Linked DNA regions of Homo sapiens: all the other regions are linked to region 4. Evidence: chromatin contacts called from ENCODE Hi-C or POLR2A ChIA-PET data. All regions are on one chromosome and are shown on one strand. Each heading gives the region's core, a stretch centred on a gene start or an enhancer-like site at or near the end of the contact. The rest is flanking DNA. Distances are from core to core; before and after follow the strand shown.

Evidence for each region. Hi-C counts contacts between places; a loop is a spot of excess contacts on that map. ChIA-PET counts read pairs that join two places held with the same protein, here RNA polymerase II (POLR2A). Pooled maps may share reads with other maps.
Region 1: a pooled map shows a loop between it and region 4 (2.1-fold over the local background). The contact joins the promoter of ZNF362 here to the promoter of MARCKSL1 in region 4. A Hi-C loop is called at or near these places in 1 of 50 pooled maps. POLR2A ChIA-PET finds 5 or more read pairs at or near these places in 2 of 52 experiments (GM12878 and WTC11).
Region 2: a loop to region 4 is called in a pooled map, with 6 times the contacts of the local background. The contact joins the promoter of AZIN2 here to the promoter of MARCKSL1 in region 4. A Hi-C loop is called at or near these places in 1 of 168 maps with a recorded cell type or tissue (dorsolateral prefrontal cortex) and 2 of 50 pooled maps. POLR2A ChIA-PET finds 5 or more read pairs at or near these places in 1 of 52 experiments (K562).
Region 3: a loop to region 4 is called in a pooled map, with 4 times the contacts of the local background. The contact joins the enhancer-like site here to the promoter of MARCKSL1 in region 4. A Hi-C loop is called at or near these places in 3 of 37 single-sample maps with no recorded cell type and 4 of 50 pooled maps. POLR2A ChIA-PET finds 5 or more read pairs at or near these places in 2 of 52 experiments (K562 and PC-9).

The regions. Positions count from the first base shown.
Region 1 is chr1:33,255,043-33,258,041 of GRCh38, reverse strand. ZNF362 (zinc finger protein 362) reads right to left here and starts at 1,550. Exons shown (of 9, transcript NM_152493.3): 1 at 1,388-1,550. RefSeq lists an enhancer at 800-1,094 and silencers at 1,560-1,619, 2,062-2,161.
Region 2 is chr1:33,079,512-33,082,510 of GRCh38, reverse strand. AZIN2 (antizyme inhibitor 2) reads right to left here and starts at 1,358. Exons shown (of 12, transcript NM_052998.4): 1 at 1,217-1,358; 2 at 1,003-1,123; 3 at 699-910; 4 at 157-333. The coding sequence starts at 261. It overlaps LOC105378635 (a long non-coding RNA gene), which reads left to right and starts at 1,515. Exons shown (of 3, transcript XR_947163.2): 1 at 1,515-1,590; 2 at 2,184-2,312. RefSeq lists a silencer at 1,137-1,396.
Region 3 is chr1:32,979,740-32,982,719 of GRCh38, reverse strand. It overlaps the pseudogene RPL18AP4. Among named protein-coding and RNA genes, the nearest start is that of RNF19B, 16 kb to the right of the region's middle. RefSeq lists enhancers at 956-2,155, 1,659-2,275. Within about 2 kb of position 1,384, at least 33 of the 41 ENCODE cell types and tissues checked have a DNase peak (open chromatin) inside an H3K27ac peak, as active enhancers do; they include PC-9, where a contact is called at or near this core.
Region 4 is chr1:32,334,942-32,337,931 of GRCh38, reverse strand. It overlaps MARCKSL1 (MARCKS like 1), which reads left to right and starts at 1,699. Exons shown (of 2, transcript NM_023009.7): 1 at 1,699-1,985; 2 at 2,835-2,990. The coding sequence starts at 1,899. It overlaps LOC124903949 (a long non-coding RNA gene), which reads right to left and starts at 2,555. Exons shown (of 2, transcript XR_007065661.1): 1 at 2,428-2,555. RefSeq lists silencers at 326-454, 1,388-1,917, 1,938-2,087, 2,218-2,297, 2,438-2,877 and enhancers at 1,118-1,207, 1,477-2,046.

The sequences.
Region 1 (2,999 bases), core at 301-2,800, 920 kb before region 4:
GGGCCGCAGGCCTGCACCCAACCAAAAGTTCATCATAGGGTGGGGTCGGGGAAGACATTACCACCAGCTGCCACCTCTGGGGGCAGGAGGACCACCAGGTTGGGGAGGGGGCTCTCCAACTGCAAAGGGCCAAGCTCACTTGCCTCAGGGTCCAAGGGTCACCCCAGGGCTTGGGCGAGATTCCAGCCTACACGGGGGGTCCTGGCCACCCATGAAGGAGACAGGCCCACTGCCACACACACAGCTCCCGAAGGTTCCACACTGCTCGAGGGCAGGGTGGTGGGACAGCAGGATTATTTCCTCATGCCAGGGGTCTTTGCTGGAAATCCTGGACCCATTCTGAGCCCCTCTTGCCGGCCCTCTCCCCCAGATCTGAGGATCTAGCTCCTTACAATGCCATGTTTATAGAGCCCCTTCCAAATAAATGTTTCCCAGTTCCCCCAAAACTCCCATCCTCAACCCTCCACATCCGCCCCCCCACCCCCATCCCGCGCAGCTCTGAGGAAACCGGCAGTTAACTTTTCCCAAAAATCCTGCAAAGGCAGCTGGCTGGGGGAGAAATGGGCCTCGAGATCCTTTCGCGGCATTTCACCGCCTTCCAAAAAAAAAAAAAAAGAAAGAAAGAAAGAAAGAGAAGCAAAGCAAAGCAAACTTTCGGAGTTAACTTTAAATTCCCAGCCCTCCCCCCTCAAATCGCCCGGCAGCTTCCCTTTTTTTTTTTCTTTAAAGTGCAATTGCATTGTGTCTCACCTCCCCGAAAGGCTCGCGGCTCTCGCCAAAGAAAAGGAAAAAAGCCAACCCTTCGGGTGCCCCCTCTGCTTCCAGCCGCCTCTCCCACATTCTCAGACAGTTTTATTAAAATTTTCAGACAAAAGAAAAACAAAAATGGCAGCCTGGCTTATTTTTAAAACAGGACAGGGACGCCATATTCTGCAGATCTGCAAAAAAAGGGAGAAATCCGGCACTGGCTGCTCCACCGGGCCGGCTGCAAAGTGCGCGAACCGCGCCGTTTGCAATCCGTTTATTTGCATTATGCCCCATGAATCATTGTTTACCGGAGAATTGCAGCAGGGTTTGAATAGCCCGGCTTAAGAAAACACACACACACGCGCGCGCACACACACACACGCACACACACTCGGAGACCAGCCCCAGACACGCCGCGGGAGACACTTCCTACCCCGCGCGCCCCGCTGCCGCCGCCGCCGCCGCCGCTCTGGGCCGGGCCCGAGGCGCAGGCGGCCCCGGGCCCTCGGAGCGCCCCGGCCCGCGCTGACAGCGCCCGCGCCCCGGCCCGGCCCCCGCCCGCAACTCGGCGCAACTTTCCCGCGGGCAGGCGCCCGCCGCCGCTGGGCCCGCTCCCCGCGCGCCCCGGGCCCGCACGGACCTGGCTGTGCTGGCGGCGCCTCCGGGACGCGGCCGCAGCCCCGCGCCCGGCGGCCCGAGCAGGGCCGGGCTGGGGCTCCGGCACAGGCTCCGGGCTCGGGCTCCGGCTCTGGCTCGCTGCGGAGCCGCGCGCAAACCTTCCGGGTCGCCTGCTGTTCACTTCTGGGTTCTGCAAGCGCCGAGGCGGCGGCGGCGGCGGCGGCGGGAGGCTGGGTCTGCAGCGCCGCGCGGCCCCCAGTGCGCTCGGCGAGCCCCCGCGCCAGGCGCCCGGCTCCGGGGGGGCCGCGTCGGGCCCCCGCCTCTCCGGCTGCGCAGCCCGTCCGGCCCCGGGGGCTCCCGCGAGTGGGCAGCGCCGGGCGCTGGCGACTGCGCGAGAGGGGAGGGGGCCGGGCGGGGGGCGGGGGCGGGCCGCGCGCTGGGGCCCCCACTCGGGCCCCGGGGCCTCGTCTCGCGCTCGCCGTCGCCGCCGCCGCCGCCGCCGCCACCGCCTGGCAAAGTTGCGCTGCGCCCCCCGCCCGCGCCGCGCCGGAGGCAGAGCCACAAAGGAACTCCTCGCCCCCCTCCGCCCGCCTGAGCCGCGCGGGGAGGGCACCGGCGCCCGGCCCTAGGACAGCCCCTTCCCCAGCGCGGGGGCTCCCGGGGCCCCGGCGGCCGTGGCCATTGTCCTGCCCAGGCCCGGCGGCCGCCTCGCCACCCCACTCCTGGGTGATGGCAGGCTGGGGACTTGGGCCTGGCGGGCCACGGCCCTGACCAGGCCGAGCCCGCGCGGTGCCAGGCTGCCCCTGGGGGTCTCCCTCGAAGACGGCCGCCTGGAGGGGACCCCCAGGATGGACCCTCACCCCTGATAACGACCTGCTCAAAATCCAGGCCGATTTTTTTTTTAAGACGAGGACATAGGGGTGGGGAGTAGAAGTTTGCACAGGCCCAGCCACCCCTCCCTAGCCCTAGGCCGGATCCCCGACGGATGGGGCGGCCCGAAGCTGGCAGTGGCTCCTCTCGCAGAGTCTATCAGAGGTGGCACCGGCTGTCCCCCGGCTCCAGACCTCAGAGCCATCTGTGTGACTCCTCCTCCCGCCTCACCCTCCCCAGCCAATCAGTCACCAAGTCCTCCTGATTCGGCCTCCCGAGCTGTGTCAGCTTCCAAACTTACACTTCTACCTGAGGAGGCAGCCGGTTCCAGGATCCCTTCACCGGCTTAGATTTCTATGGCATCCACCACCCCCCGACCGCTGGGCCAGGATGGATCAGGGCTGGCCCTGCCCTCAGGGAGCGCACAGTCCCCCGGGAAGGGCACAGAGATAAACAATCATCTGCCAGCGTTTGTCCTCCAGGAAGCATTTCCAAATTCAGTAAATATTCATAGAGGACCTAGTAAACATCAACCACTGTTTTTAATAGCTGGTTGGCTGGAGCACAGCTATTAAAAAACTGGATAATGCCCCTGCCCTCACGAAGATTCTAGTCCAGCACAGGATGGCAAACACTGTGAGCAACTCGAAGACAGGGCCCATAGGGACTGCTTGTTCTCAATCCCCAAGCACAGTGCCTGGCACAGAGCAGGGGCACAAGAAATCTGTGTGGCATGAATTAGTTGGAATGTTAAAGCATGGCGG
Region 2 (2,999 bases), core at 109-2,608, 740 kb before region 4:
AAGAATTGGGGATAAATTGAGCCCCTCTCTTGCAAATAGCAAGGATTGCGTACCAAATAAGCGAAAGGATAAGATGAGGGCCCTAGGGACCCTTCCTGAGGAGGCAGCTGATCTGTACAGGGGACCGGGGACCCACCCCCATTCCCAGCCCCTCACCGTGGTGGCCTGTGAGGCCCCCAGAGTGAGTTCCTTCAGCAGGTCTCGGGTACTGAAGCCCTCCTCCACCATCACAAAGTCCGATTCACTCAGGTAGCCAGCCATGCCTTGCAGGAGGAGCTGACGGGCTGGATGGAGCCGCTGCTGCAGCCGCCGCCTTAGAAAGTATGCAACACACTGCGGGGCGAGGGGAGATGAAGGGAACCGCTGGGGGGCCGGCTCTGCTGCCCCACTCGCCTCCCGAGGCCAGGGATCCCAATCCCGTCACAACCCGCCCCCAGCACAAGCCCGGGGTTCACTGGGCAAGGGTGGAGAAAGTCAAGAATCCCGGATTTCAGACGGAGACAAGGCACCGTATGCCCAAATGTCACTGCCTCTCCGAGTCAGTTGCTCCCTCTGTAAAATGGATGAATTGTTTTGGAGAGCCTTCCCAGTTCTGAAATTCTGGATTTCAGGAAAGAGTGAGAGAGAGATGGAACAGAAAATCTGAGAAACTTGGGTGGGGAAGTTTCCAGGGCGCCCCCAGTCTTGACCACGCCCACCTAGAGGGTAGCCGGTGGCCACATCAAGGCGTCTCAGCCTAAGAGCAAGAGCTTAAGTTCGAGTCCGCTCTCTACTGCTTGACCTCGGGTACCCTCTGACCCTTTCGGAGCCGCAGTTTCCCCAATTGTAAATGGGGGCTGGACTGATCCTGAGGTGCTAGAATTCTAGGCGTGCCTGGGGACGCCACGCGGTGGGTGGGGGCCGCAAGCTCCTGGGAGAGAACGGAAGGCCGAGGTTTTTTCTGTCCGAGTGACTCCTACAGAGTGCAGGGCTGAGGTCCCCCCAACCCCCAGGGCCCCTTACCAAACTCCGTCCTCCTTCGCGGGGGCCAGAGCCAGGCGCGCTGCTAGGGGGGGTCGCCGGTGACCTCGAAACTTGTGCAACACCCCGAGGAGGAGTGGCAGTTGCGGAGCCGAGGCCTCTGCTGACAGGAGGCAGAAGGGGCAGGGAGGCAGGTCAGCACCAGGGCGGAGGGCGTCCGCTCCCCGAGGCTCCCCAGGCCACTTTCCGCACTCGCCTTAAAACGCATTTACACGGCTTCGGCCCATAGGTCTCCCCAGGGAGTGAATCGGATCCTCGGCGCCTCCGCTCTCTCGCTTCCCCGGGCTCGGGTCCCGCGGCCTGCGCCCCGCCAGCCCAGCAGCCACAGACCCCCACGCCCCGCCTTCCGCCCGCCGCTGGCTTATATAACCCCGCCCAGGCCCCGCCCATAGTGCCGAGGCCCTACCTCCGCTTGGCCGTAGCCCTGGCAACCGGGTGCCGCCATCCCATTGGTCGATTCCGACATAAAGCATTCAGCTCTGCTCGCCCTTACTGTAGTCTTCTCCCCCGGAGGCCTGGCGGTGGCTACCTCACGCTGGAAGTCAGAACTACAGGGCCGCCGCCACGCAGGTGAGACACTTAGACCCTGCATCTTAGGTCTTAGAGAGTGGGCAGGACCAGGAAGCCTTTTCTGCCTCTGCCTCAACTTACTTCGTGGTCCAGCTCTTGTCTGCGTCAGGAACTGCTCACTCATCTCTCGAAACCCGGTTCCAATGACATGTCCTTGTATTACTTTTGTAATAAAATTCTTTTTATTTAATTGCCTCTTCCAGGCATCTTCCCCGACTCCAACTCAAAACGCATCTAAAATGTCTTCAGAGAACCTTTTTGTGACTTTCCCAGTTCAGGGCAATCCCTCCCTTTATCCCATCCTGTGAACCCGGCAAACTCTTACTCATCTCTCAATAGAAATGTGTCTCCTTCTCCAAGAAGCTTTCCCGGACTTCCTCAACTCAAAGCATTTCTTCTATACCGAAAGCTGCTGCTCACCCATCAAAGTCCTGTATAATGTCACCTCTGTTGAACCTTCCATGACTTGCCTGGCCCCAAGGAACACAGCATTTAGTCTGTCTGGACCCCTCACTCATTTGGTTCTTGTTACCCATAGCGTGAGATTCCTGTTGTTATTTTACACTTCTTGTTTGGTTACACTTTGCATCTAGTTTGTGATTTCCCAAGGGCAAGGACTGAATACCCTGCTCAAGAGCCTGGTGCCTGGCATAGACAAGAATGCTGAGGAAGATTCAATAGCTGTGTTACTCAAAAGCTGATATAAAAGTTCATCTGGAAAAGTAAGTGTACAAGAACAGTCAAGACACTCTTTTTGCCCAGGCTGGAGTGCAATGGCACGATCTCAGCTCACTGCAACCTCTGCCTCCTGGGTTCAAGCGATTCTCCTGCCTCAGCCTCCCAAGTAACTGGGATTATAGGCGCATGCCACCACGCACAGCTAATTTTGTATTTTCAGTAGAGATGGGGTTTCACCATATTGGCCAGGGTGGTCTTGAACTCCTGACCTCCAGTAATCTACCCGCCCCGGCCTCCCAAAGTGCTGGGATTATAGGCGTGAGCCACCGCGCCCGGCCAAAACTACAGTCTTTAAAACAGTATGGTGCTGGAGCAGGAAGAGACAGTGGTAAAACAGAACAGGGTCTACAACAGTCCCATATACATTGGAGATTGGTACACAATGGAGGCAGCATTTCAAATCAATGAAGCCAAAGGGCTTTTGGTCTACCATATGTCTTCATGTCCCCTGCTAGGCTGTGGGCTTTTTTTTTTTTTTTTCTCTTTTGAGACAAGATCTGGCTCTGTCACCCAGGCTGGAGTGCAGTGACATGACCTCAGCTCACTGCAACCTCCACCTCCCAGGCTCAAGTGATCCTCCAACCTCGGCCTCCCAAGTAGCTGGGACTACAAGTGCATGCTACCATACCTTGCTGATTTTTGTATTTTTTGTAGAGACAGGGTTTCGCCCT
Region 3 (2,980 bases), core at 135-2,634, 650 kb before region 4:
TAAACTAAATACTTGGAAATTATGAGAAGAGCAAGGAAGGAAACACAGAACAAAGTATAAGAAAGAATCACTGGGGCAACATTATGGGTAGGGAGGACTCTCTCCCTGGCTCACTGTTCAACCATACTGGCCTCCTGGCTGCTCTTTGTTTTTGTTGTTGTTGTTGTTGTTGTTGTTTGTTTGTTGTTGTTGTTGTTTTTGAGACAAAGTCTTGCTCTATCACTAGGGTGGAGCGCAGTGGTGCGATCTCGGCTCACTGCAACCTCCGCCTCCCGGTTTCAAGCGATTTTCCTGCCTCAGCCTCCCGAGTAGCTGGGACTACAGGGGCGCGCTACCATGCCCAGCTAATTTTTGTATTTTTAGTAGAGATGGGTTTCACCATGTTGGCCAGGATGGTCTTGAACTCCTGACCTTGTGATCCGCCCACCTTGGCCTCCCAAAGTGCTGGGATTACAGGTGTGAGCCACTGCACCCGGCCCTGGCTACTCTTTGGAACCACCAAGCACACTTAGGGCGTTTGCTTTGGCTGTTCCTTCTGCTTAATAAGGGTTTCCCCAGTTACCTACATGGCTAACTCCCTCACCTCCTTAAAGTTTTGTATGCATAGCACCTTCTCAGCAAGACCTTCCTTGACACCACTGTTTAACAACTCATCCTGCCTCTTCCCTGCACTGATGCTGCATCAGCACTCCTTGTCTCCTCCCTGCTCTACTGTATCTTCCCCTTACCACTTTCTAACACAGTTTATTTATGTGTATTTATAATTTATTATATTTATTATGTTTACACTTTGCTTTACCTTGTAGAATGTAAACATCACAAGAGAGCAGGGATCTTTGTTCTGTTCACTGAAATATGGCACATAGTAAGTGCTCAAAAGTATTTACTGAATGAATGTAAATAATGTCCCTGATGTCACACAGCTGGAAAGTGGCATTTCTGTGATTTGTATCTAGTGTTATTTGGCTCCAAAGCTATAGAACCTTATTACTAGGGCTGTTACGGGGCTCAAATGGGTTCACGTGTCAGCCACTTAGCACAGTGCCTGGTAGGAAGGTTAATGTGCCATAAACATGAAATAATAGTTGTTATTATTAATTATTGACAGGGCCCCTCCCTCTTGGGCTCATTTTTCTAAATTTCATAATAGTACAGCAGGCTTTTTGGGGTAAGACGTCAAGCCTGACTTGACAGACACACTGACATGACTCTTAGGAAGGAAAAATGCAGCGGTGCCAGCCCCAGTAGCCTGGAACCCTGCCCCAGCAGGACCCAGTCCTCTATGTGGCCCAGCCTACTTCGTAACTGAGCTGAAACTGTTCACCCACAGGGACTGCAAACAACACAGACTTCCTGTATTTTGAGAAAGGGGAAGTCCAACCAGTGATTTACCTTGAGTCATTTGTTTCGAGACGGAAGCCTCAGCAGTTGGCAGAAAGTATAGGAAGGAGGAAGGCTGCCAGAGGCAAGAAAGGAGACCTGGATTCTAGAAGGAATGCCACTACTTCTCAGCTGACCACACTGAGCAAGTCCCCTCTCTGGCCTTAATTTTCTCACCTGGAAAATGGGACAATGATCTTTACCTCACTGGCTTCTCTAGGCAGTGCTAATATCGATGAGTGCCTGTGTGTGAAGAGCTGGAAATACAGGAATGCATCAGCATCTTGCAACTGGAAGGGCAAAGTTCAGAGGTTAAAAATTTACAAACTATGAAGTCACTTAGATCTGGATTCAAATCCTGCCTCCATCACTTTCTAGCTGTGTGTCCCTGGGCAAGTAATGTAACCTCTCTAAGTCTCAGGATCTTTGGTTTCCTCAGCTGTGAAATAATTTTTCTCCTAAACTGATTTTGAGGATTAAATGAGATATGCATATCAATGGCTATGAAGGAACAAGGAACTGGGCTCAGAGGAATCCTTCAGAAATGGTGATTCTTGTTTTTAATCCTGGATGAGCTCTCACTTCCTCTCTGTGTGATGCCAGTGCCCAGGACAAACCCCTGCTGAGAGTATTTCTTTTTTTTTATTTTTTGAGACAGAGTCTCACTCTGTCACCCAAGCTGGAGTGCAGTGGTGCGATCTCGGCTCACTGCAACCTCCGCCTCTTGGGTTCAAGCGATCCTCCTGCCTCAGCCTCTCGAGTAGCTGGGATTACAGGCACCTATCACCATGCCCAGCTAACTTTTTTTTTTCCCCACCAGGGTGTTCCTGAGTTTATTTGAGGCACAGCCGGGCGAGGGCCCTGTACCTAGAAGAAGGTGTTGGGTCTCCTGGTGAAGCGTGGCTTCTGCTGATGGCACAGCACCAAGTGGGGCAGCAGGAACTTGATCTTGGAGTCGTGGAATTGCTTGACAACTGGCCACCAGCACTTGCTGGCCGCAATCTCCTCCACCTTCATGATCTGGATGAAGTTGGCCCGGGCGCGGTACTGGGTGCCCATGTCTTGGTAGCACTGGGTGACAGCGCCCATGGTGGTTAGGTCCCGGTATTCCCTGTACATGTTGTGGGTGCTGCTCCGGGAGTCATAGCGCAGCCAGATGCCAAAGTTCTTCACCCACAGTGGGTACTTCTCAAACACCTGCCCACAGTTGACAGTCTCCCCTGAAGACTTCTTCATCTTCTTTAATTGAGATAGGAAGTACCAGAAGTGGAACTTGGCGACTACATGATTAGGCGCAAAGATTTGCATGTGGTAGAGGGGCAGTGTGTGGCATTTGGGGGTGGGCAGGCAGTGACACACCACCTTGTACTCTTGTTGTGTGCCCAAGGCCTTCATGGCTTTCTGTCCACCTTTGCCACCACCCACAAAAGGAAAAGGCTAATTTTTGTATTTTTAGTAGAGATGGGGTTTCACCATCTTGGCCACTCCCGACCTAAACTGATCCACCCACCTTGGCCTTCAAAAGTGCTGGGATTATAGGCGTGAGCCACTGCACCCGGCTCCCTTCTGAGTATTTAATAGAAATACCTCCATCTGTGGG
Region 4 (2,990 bases), core at 450-2,949:
AGTGGGGGCACAGTGCCTCTCCCCGTCCCAAAGCTAGCCCTTGCCTCCCACTCTGACCAGGCAGCCCCAGATCTCAACAGAAAATTCTGCCAGGGGATTCCTTACAGCCCTTGGCCCATGTTATCAAACCTCTCCAAGCCTTTTCTCACCCTCAGCTACTGGTAGCTGCTGTGTGCCCTTGGGCATGTCACTTTCTCTTCCTGAACCTCAGGGTCCCAGTCTGTGAAATGGGGCGGGGGTGGGGGGCAAGTGAAGCTGAGATAGCTGAGGGTATTCTGTAGTCTCAGGGTGGGGGTGGGGATGGAGGATACAGGAGTGAGTGCAGAATGCAGAAGCCACCTCAGCCCTCCCCGCCCCTCTGTGGTCAGATCTCTGGGGAGTTCCCAATTTCTCAGGCCCTGGGGTGTCTCCACACTTCACAGCCTCAGGCCTCCCAGGAGGCTTCACCGTAGGAGGGAGGGGAGGGACTTGCTGAGCTGGCTGGGACACAGCCTTGCATTTGCAACACTTTGCTTCCTTCCAGCCCCCATCCCTTTCCTCCTGGGGGCTGAGGGCTGGCAGCCGGACACAGACATCCGGGGCCGGCCAGGATTCTGGGGTTCCCACCAGCCTATCCAGGCCAGCAGAAGGAGAGGTGGCAGAGGACCAAAGCTAGGGAGTCTCCAGCCCGGAGCACCTCCGGGCTCCCTTGCTCTCAGGCAGGGTGGGAAGCTGGGCTGGGCAGCTTTGAGGGCTGTCCTCAAGGGGCTGTCCCTTGAAGGGACCCTTGGTAGCATCCTATCCCTCCCCTTCAGAAACTGGGGTGTTTTGAGGTTTGTTGAGTCCCCAGCTGGGGTTCCTCTGCCGGCCTGGGGCACCCTGATGTAGGGGAGCAGAGTTGTGTGTGGAGGTAAAGAGGAAGGACCAGAGCCAAGTCAGACAGGTTGTCAATGCCTCTGAGCCTTGGCCTTTCAATGGGGATGGAGATGCCCTTCAAGGTCACAAAGTCCCCCACGTGGGACTTTGCAGTGGGTCCAGGCTGAGGGCAGGAGGGGCTCAAGGCGAATCTGTCTGTCCCCACTCAGAATGACTGGCCACCAAGGGACTGAAAGGAGGAATGAGGGAAAGGCCTCACTAGTCCGACCAGAGTGACCCCGAGGCAAGGCAGAGCCCTCCGCTCCCCGGCTGGCCATGGCAGGCAGGCAGGGACGTGGGTGGGACCTCTGACCGCTCTCCAGGCCGGAGCGGGTGCCGAGCCCAGCGCAGGGGCCCTGCAGCTTCTATGACCACATTTCTAGAGTATAATTCAGGACCAGCCATCTGACGAGCCTGGTCGTGTGAGCCCTTCGAAGGGTTCAAGCGGGAGACTGCCAGCGGCTGCAGGACCAAGGCGTTGGGGGCCGCTCCAGGCTGCGGGGGCGCCCACCGGAGAGGTGGAGCGGAGAGGATGGAATGACTGCCCGTCTCCTTCCTCCAGGCCCCCCGCCCCGCCCCGCCCAGCTCGCGGGAGGACTGGCCTCGCTCCTGCCCACACCGGACTCTACCTGCCCCTGGGATTCGGGTGGGGTGGGGGGTACCCGACCGCCAGCGTCGCCTGCTGCGCAAGTGGGGCCTGCGAGCCAACCCCGCCTCCGCCCCTCGATTGGGCGCGCATTTAAATGTCCGGCCCCGCCCCGAGCTCCGGGCGCTTATATATAGGCAGCTCGGCGGGCGGCGGGCGGCATTCTGGCGCGGAGCGGAGCGGCGGCGGGCGCAGCTAGCGGGTCGGCCGCGGAGCGGAGGTGCAGCTCGGCTTCCCCCGGCACCCCTCCCCCTCGGGCGCCAGCCCCACCCCTCCGCCGGCCGGGCCGACCCCGCCGTACTATCCCCTGCGGCGCGAGCCCGGGGCGGCTCCAAGCGCCCCCCAGCAGACCCCCATCATGGGCAGCCAGAGCTCCAAGGCTCCCCGGGGCGACGTGACCGCCGAGGAGGCAGCAGGCGCTTCCCCCGCGAAGGCCAACGGCCAGGTGGGTACGCTTGGCCCGGCCGGCCCCAGCCCCTCCTCTCGCACCTCGCCCCTTCTAGGGCCCGGGGCCGGGGCCGGGGCCGCGCGCTTTGTCCGGCCCGGGACACGCGGCGCCCCCTCCCCCGCCCGGTCCCTTTGTTCTCGGCGCCGCAGCCCCCGCGGGCGAAGCGAGGGGAGGGGCGGGGAGGGGGCGCCGGCCGGGCCCTGCCGCCTTCTTTGTTCGCGGCCCCGGTCCCCGGCGCTGCCCCCCGGCCGCCCCGAGTGCCGCGCGGGGAACAAAGGCGCTGCTGGGCCACGCCAAGGGGGCGCCCAGGGGCCGCGGAGCTGGGGCCCGGCGGGGAGCGCACTCCACCCGCCGACCCGACCTCGGTGGCCCACGGTCTTTTTTTTTTTAAGGGGGAGCCGAGATGCGGGAGAGCCTGGGGTGGGTGGGGGCCACTTACACAAAGCGGGAGGCTGGGAAAATAGGCCGTCCAGGTGCAGAGAGACAGCGCCCCGGGGCGGCTTCCCGCCCAATGTCGCCTAGAGCGGCTCGCCCGCCTGCCCGGGATCCGCACAGCAGATCCGGAGCGGTTCCGCGCGGAATAGAGAGCGCGCCCCGGGGGACGGGGGTGGGGGCCACGGGACCCCAGCGCCTCCTGCCGGTCGCGCCCTCTGCGCGCTCGCTCCCCGCGCGCCCGTGAGGGGCGAGAGGGAGGTGTTTGACGGGATCCTGGGTGTGGGTGAGGCTGAAGCCAGACTTTCGGGTTGCAGTAGAATCGAATCGAGGACCCCTTCCTCTAGAAGGGATCAGAAGCGGGCTGGGGGAGGGGGAGCCCCTGCCCTCATTGCTATTCCCTCTGCCCTGCAGGAGAATGGCCACGTGAAAAGCAATGGAGACTTATCCCCCAAGGGTGAAGGGGAGTCGCCCCCTGTGAACGGAACAGATGAGGCAGCCGGGGCCACTGGCGATGCCATCGAGCCAGCACCCCCTAGCCAGGGTGCTGAGGCCAAGGGGGAGGTCCCC